Linked DNA regions of Homo sapiens: region 1 is linked to region 2. A link is a contact called in ENCODE Hi-C or POLR2A ChIA-PET data. All regions are on one chromosome and are shown on one strand. The core of a region is the stretch at or near the end of the contact, and the rest is flanking DNA. Distances in the headings are between cores, read along the strand shown.

Evidence for each region. A loop is a pair of places that touch in the nucleus more often than their neighbours do. ChIA-PET counts read pairs that join two places held with the same protein, here RNA polymerase II (POLR2A). Pooled maps may share reads with other maps.
Region 1: a map of CD8-positive, alpha-beta T cell shows a loop between it and region 2 (14-fold over the local background). The contact joins the promoter of CPEB1 here to the promoter of SNHG21 in region 2. A Hi-C loop is called at or near these places in 8 of 168 maps with a recorded cell type or tissue (CD8-positive, alpha-beta T cell, ascending aorta, dorsolateral prefrontal cortex and 4 more), 2 of 37 single-sample maps with no recorded cell type and 17 of 50 pooled maps. POLR2A ChIA-PET finds 5 or more read pairs at or near these places in 8 of 52 experiments (A549, A673, HEK293 and 5 more).

What each region holds. Positions count from the first base shown.
Region 1 is chr15:82,645,713-82,648,709 of GRCh38, reverse strand. CPEB1 (cytoplasmic polyadenylation element binding protein 1) reads left to right here and starts at 1,347. Exons shown (of 13, transcript NM_001365242.1): 1 at 1,347-1,573. It overlaps CPEB1-AS1 (CPEB1 antisense RNA 1), which reads right to left and starts at 940. Exons shown (of 4, transcript NR_046096.1): 1 at 1-940. RefSeq lists a silencer at 558-1,127.
Region 2 is chr15:82,748,958-82,751,859 of GRCh38, reverse strand. It overlaps SNHG21 (small nucleolar RNA host gene 21), which reads right to left and starts at 1,296. Exons shown (of 3, transcript NR_110098.1): 1 at 1,012-1,296. RefSeq lists enhancers at 1,123-1,192, 1,483-1,612.

The DNA.
Region 1 (2,997 bases), core at 98-2,597, 100 kb after region 2:
TCTTCCGCCTGGAATGCCATCTCCGACTCTGCGTTTGCCTGGGGTTTCCGGTCCGCCCCTGCGCCAGGTGCCCTAGGACGCCTGCCCTGGAGCCCTCGCCCTATCCCTTGCCCTATTTCTGTGAAACTTTCTATCTCAGTGTGTCAGGAGCGCCGGAAGCGGTTTCTCCGGAGAACTCCGGTCCAAAGAGGACCAGTGATGTCTTTGGAACTTTCTGGAACTTCCTGACTCTCGCGGCCCCCTCTGCAGCGCACGGAGCAGAGGGTCTAAAGTGAGTGCGCCTCCTGGAGCCCAGGGGCTACAGTTCCGACCAAGGATGCCAGGGCAGGCTCTCGCCCTGGAGAGATCACTGGAAGAGAAGGAGCGCGGACACGAGGCTCTACTGACGAAGCGATCGCCGCCGCTCGCAGGGGCTTGTAAATCGTGCCCTCTTTCGTTAAGAGGGAAACTGAGGCCCAGGGCAGACAGTGACTCGGCAAGGGTCACTTAGGTGATGGCGCGCTCAGGCTTAGGTCTCTGGCCCCCCAGGGGGCAGCTGTGGCTAGCAGCGGCGGCAGTCCCCGCCGGGTTCCGGGTGGGCGGCGGAGCCCTCCTCGGCTCGGCCTGCTAGGAGGGGCGGGGCGCGAGGGGGCGGAGGCGAGGGCCCGGGCGGGGCCGACACAGGTGCTCCGCATCCGGCCGGGGGGCGGCTCCGAGGAGCGGCTCGTAGGAGCTTCATAAGCTGCCGGGGTGCGGGGCTGCGCGCGGCCCGCTGCAAAAATAGTGCCCACGTGCGTGCGCGTCTCTCGCCCGCCGGCTGGCCGGTCAGCCCGTCAGCCCCGCAGGGCCACACCGGCCCCATGGCGTTCCCGCTGGTAAGAGCCACCCGCCGCTCGCCTGGGCGGGGCCGCGTCCCGGCCGCAGTAGCTAACGGTCCGCGCGCAGCCGGGTCCGGCGCCGCGGTACCCCCATCCCCCGCCCCGTGCGGGCGAGTCCCGGGCGGGGCGCGGTCACGTGCCCGCGGGCGTGGGGCCTCGTGGAGGGGTGGAGGGCGAGGGGGGCAGGGAGCCTCCTCGTGACTCAGGGCCTTTGGGCTTAAAGGCGCCGCAGCCCTGCGGGGGCGGCCGGTGGGGCCTCCGAGCCGCACTGCGGCCTCCAGGCGGCCTCGAGCGTCTGTCCAGACGGGAGCTGACCGGACATAAAGGAGCACCGGCGCCCGGAACGTTTCTTTCTCACACTGCCGTCGCACGGGAGACCCGAAGCCGCTGGCGCTGGAAGCTCACGCCCCCTGCGGGTCTCTTTAGCACCCGGCGCGCGGTGGGGGCGCCCGGGCGGGACGGGGCGGGGCTGCTGACGGCGTAGACCCCGTGCTCTGTGGAGAGCCCCACGACGGCGGCGGTCGCGGCACCTTTAAGGTGGAGGGCTCAAGCCCCTCGTGCGGCTTCCCAATCCTGGGCAGGTCACGTGGCTTCACACCTTCGCTTGGCGCCGGAGAGGGAGTCTCGGGGGCGGGGCTGGCCAGGTAGTGTGGCGCGAGGGCGGAAGACTGGCGGGGCTTCGTGCCCGGGAGACCCGCCGGGCTGGCGGCATTGAGGTGGGTCCTGGTCATGGGCGGGAGAGGGTTAGGCTTGCAGGCCGCGGAGGTGGCGTAGGCGGGGAGCGACCCGAGCCCACTCTGGGCTGTGCTGTTCGGACCCTCAGCCTGGCGAGTGGGTGCATGTGGCCTGGCGTTCTGGTCATTCTCCTCAGTGCCGGACGAGGCCAGGTGCCCAGACTCAGGGGCGGCCTCAGGTTTGGCGGAGCAGCGGCTGGGGCCCTGGACGAGTCGCCCCCCGTGATGACGAGCGGTTGGGCGGGCCTGTGCCCGCCTGGAGTCACCTGAGTGTGGGGGGACTCACCCACAAAGGGGTCCTCACCTTGGGGTGTCCCACCCGGCGTCATTCCCCGAGGCTTTTTCATGTCATGGGTTCCTCAGCGGTCGAGTCGACCGAGGCTTTGCTGCCTCATTCCTAGAGGACCCAGGGAGACCAGAAGGCTCTGTGAGCGGCCCCGCGTTGACCCCGTGACCGAGAAAAGCCAGGCAGACGCCTGGGCTCTTGGGCGCTTTCGTGGGCGCGCGCTTATTTTTCGGGGGCACTTTGCTCCCTGCAGCCCTGGCCCCTTGCACCGTGCTCTCAGCTGGGGGAAGAGAGTCGGGAGCCGAATTCGCTCTTAGAAGCCGGGGTGCCTCCCGCCAGGCCCGCCTGGGAGGAGGCCGCGTCTCTCCTCCCCCGCCCCGCGCCTGCAGCCCCGGCCCTGACTGACGCCGCATTTCTCTGGCAACCGCTTCCCTTGGTCTCCCTGGCTACCGCCCAGCCTCCCCGCGCTCTCTCCTGGCACCTGAGTCAACTACTGGGCTGTGTCGTTGGTGGGGAAGAGGGGCAAGTGGGTGGGGTTCCTATTCTGGAAGGCACAGGTGCACCGCCCGCCTCTTGGCTGCCCCTCAGGTGACGGTGCGGTCCCTTGCTAGCGGGAAGAGTGTCTGCTAAGGACAGTTTGCACCCTGAGGCTCATGTTCCCTTTGAGTCTAGGGACACATGCTGGGTTAAAAAATAAAAATAAATTCAAACAGGACCCAACCTTGGAAACCTCAAGTTGGTGATTGTTTTCCTGGTTGGTTTTTTGCATAGTTAGAAAAGCTTGTGGAGCTCAATGGGGCTGCTGGCTGTCGGAAAACCCTGGGGACGGTGTTTTGGGGACTCATCACTGGTCTTTTATTTGTCCCCATTGAGCTGGCTTGGAGCTGAACTGTATTCCCAGAGCACGTTGCTGTAGGAGTTTGGCTTTTTATTTTTTAATATTTATTTATTTATTTATTTATTTTGAGAGGGAGTCTTGCCCTGTCACCCAGGCTGGAATGCAGTCTCGCGATCTTGGCTCACTGCAGCCTCCGCCTCCCGGGTTCAAGCGATTCTCCTGCCTCAGCCTCCTGTGTAGCTAGGATTACAAGCTCGTGCCACCACGCGCGGCTGATTTTTG
Region 2 (2,902 bases), core at 47-2,546:
TTCATGGCTTCCCCACAATGAACATCCGGTTAAATGAGCTCCTCAGTACTTCAGATACCCCCTATGTGATGTGAACAGTTTTTCAGTATTTGCTAATGTATGGTTTTCTGGGCCTCAGGCTCACTTACTTTCTTCACAGGCTTGCCACTTTCCTACAACACATTTCCATTTCATAACATGAGAGAGATGACTGCAATAATGCACAAGACACTTAAGCCACACAAGCACCAAATGTAAGATTACTTAAAACAGCTGAGGTTTGACTGCAGTGCACTCTACAGAATCAGTTTTCTAGGGTGAGCACATAGCTTGCTCAGTGAACCCCAGGCCGCTCTGTGTAAATGTATGTAACAGGCAATGAAAGTTCCTTCTTCACATATTGTTACTACACATCTGTTGCTAAAAGGGAAATGACAGAGCGACGTGACAGACTCATCTCCATCTACAAACTATGGAAGATGTAGATGACTGACACAGTTCTAACTCCTAACACACACGGATTTTGCCTTTCATGGATTTATACTGTATGTAGATGTACATTACCACCCTTTTCACTCCTCCTTGCAACTCCCCGTCAACCTCGTAAAAAAAGACGAATTGTCTAGCAATGCAAAGAAACAGTATGGTGTACAACAAATAATTCCGGGCTAAAAATGAAGAAATCGCGCTTTCACTCTCGGCTCTGTTATTAACAAGCTGTATAACTTTCGGCCTATCTCCCCCATCATGCTTCGGTTTAAGCTAAAAGGAGGGAGATGACCAAGATGGCTTTGCTCTGCTTCTGACACCAAATGACCGCCAGCAGATTCAGGAAGCTTAAGAATTACCAACTCCGTGTGTGTGTGTTCTAAAATTAATGCAACAGGTGTTGCTGCCTCCAGCAGGCGTCACCGATTCAGAATGTCTGGGTTCTCGCAGGCCCTTATGGGACACAGAACAGCACAACCTATGTGAAAACTGTAAACTTTAGTCTGGTGAGTGCATACTTCTCCCTTCCACATTTATACTAACCTCAGCTCCGTGGGCTACGAAGCTCGTTCTTCAAATGAGGTGGAGAAATGTAAGCGCGATGAATGAGGCCCAAGTCGCTGGTGGCGCTGAACCCCCAAAAGATACACACCGCGACAGATGCAACGACCCCTCACCTCTACTCCCGTTCCCAGCCGCATCCTCTGAAACCTGATACGCCTGCCTGCCTACCAGGACGCTGCTGTCACTGGCTCTGCTCGGTGGCCAGAGACAGTACTCACTCCATGCGGCCACCCCTCCAACGTCCCACCTTCCTAGTAAATCCACTCTCTTTCCGGCGGAAAAGCCCTTCTCGTTTCCTGCGCGTGAGAGGAAGTCCCGCCCCACGCACCAGCGTGACATTACTGGAAGCGCCGAGGAGCTTCGCGCAGGCTCAGAATCGCTCAGCTGGTTGACGTTATCCAGGAGAATCGCGTTGGACTCAGGGAAGACCTGCACAGGATCCGGTTGTTGCTGGGTCCGAGGGCTGTAGGGAGTGGAGAAAGGGCCGGGAATCGTTAAGCGGGGTCTGGGAGAACGACTTGCAGATTCACATTTCCTCCGCCCGCGGATGTCCTCCGGGGAATTGAGGCTTCCTTCCTCAGCTGCCCTTGTTTCTCTCTTTGCTCCCGCTGCCCCTTGTTCTATTTCGTTTCTTACTATTTATGTAGTCTCATTGCTTGCGGTTATAATGGCCACCACTTTATTGAGCATTCACTGTACAAGCATCTCGCAGCAGGCGCTCATAAGCGTCTGGCAATTCTTGGCCACTGCTGGAAGCCCAATCATTCTTTTACCATGGAAGGGATTTGAGAGCCTACATAATCCTGTACTCTAATAGCCACATGGTACTCTTGGGGCTAGGAAGATAAAGTAGAAATTGAAATTGCTGTTGTATTAGTTTTCTGAAGCTGCCATAACCAAGTACCTCACACTGGATAGCTTAAAACAACAGATATATTTTCTCGCTTTCTGGAGTCTGGAAGTCAGAAATCAAGATGTCAGTGGGGTCTTGCTTCTTCTGAGACTCTGGATAGAATCCTTCCTGCCTCTTCCTAGCTTCTAGTGGGAGCCAGCAATCATTGGTGTACTTTCGCTTGTAGCTGCATTACTCCATTCTCTTCCTCTGTTATCAAATGGTATACTCCCTGTGTGTCTCTGTCTCTGTGTGTTTTATAAGGACACCAGTCCTGTTAGGTAAAAGGCTCACCTTACTCCAGTATGACCTGATCATGACTAATCACATCTGCAATGACACTCTTTCCAAATAAGGTCACATTTTGAGGTTCCAGGAAGGACATGAATTTTGGGGGCGACACTAACCAACCCAGTACAGCTGTTAAAGTTCTCAAGAAGTAGACAAACGAAGAGTTGACAAATAAATGTAGTACAAGTGGATTCAAATTTAGTTCAGTTTTATCTGAGTGTTCATAGACATTCGGAGTATCCCTTTAAAGGATGGGTAGGGGCCGGGCGTGGTGGCTCACGCCTGTAGTCCCAGCCCCTTGGGAGGCCGAGGTGGGCGGATCAGCTGAGGTCAGGAGTTTGAGCCCAGCCTGGCCAACATGGCGAGACTCCGCCTCTACTAAAAATACAAAAATTAGCCGGGCGTGGTGACAGGTGCCTGTAGTTCCAGCTACTTGGGAGGCTGAGGCAGGAGAATCGCTTGATCACAGGAGGTGGAGGTTGCAGTGAGCTGAGATGGCACCGTTGCACTCCAACCTGGGTGACGAGCGAAAATCCATCTCAAAAAAAAAAAAAATTAGTTACGAAAGATTCTCTCTACTTCTATCTTTTGAAAGAGACTATAGATAATTTGCATAATTTCTTCCTTAAATGTTTCATAGAATTCACCAGTTAGACCATCTGGACCTGGTACTTTCTGTTTCTGAAA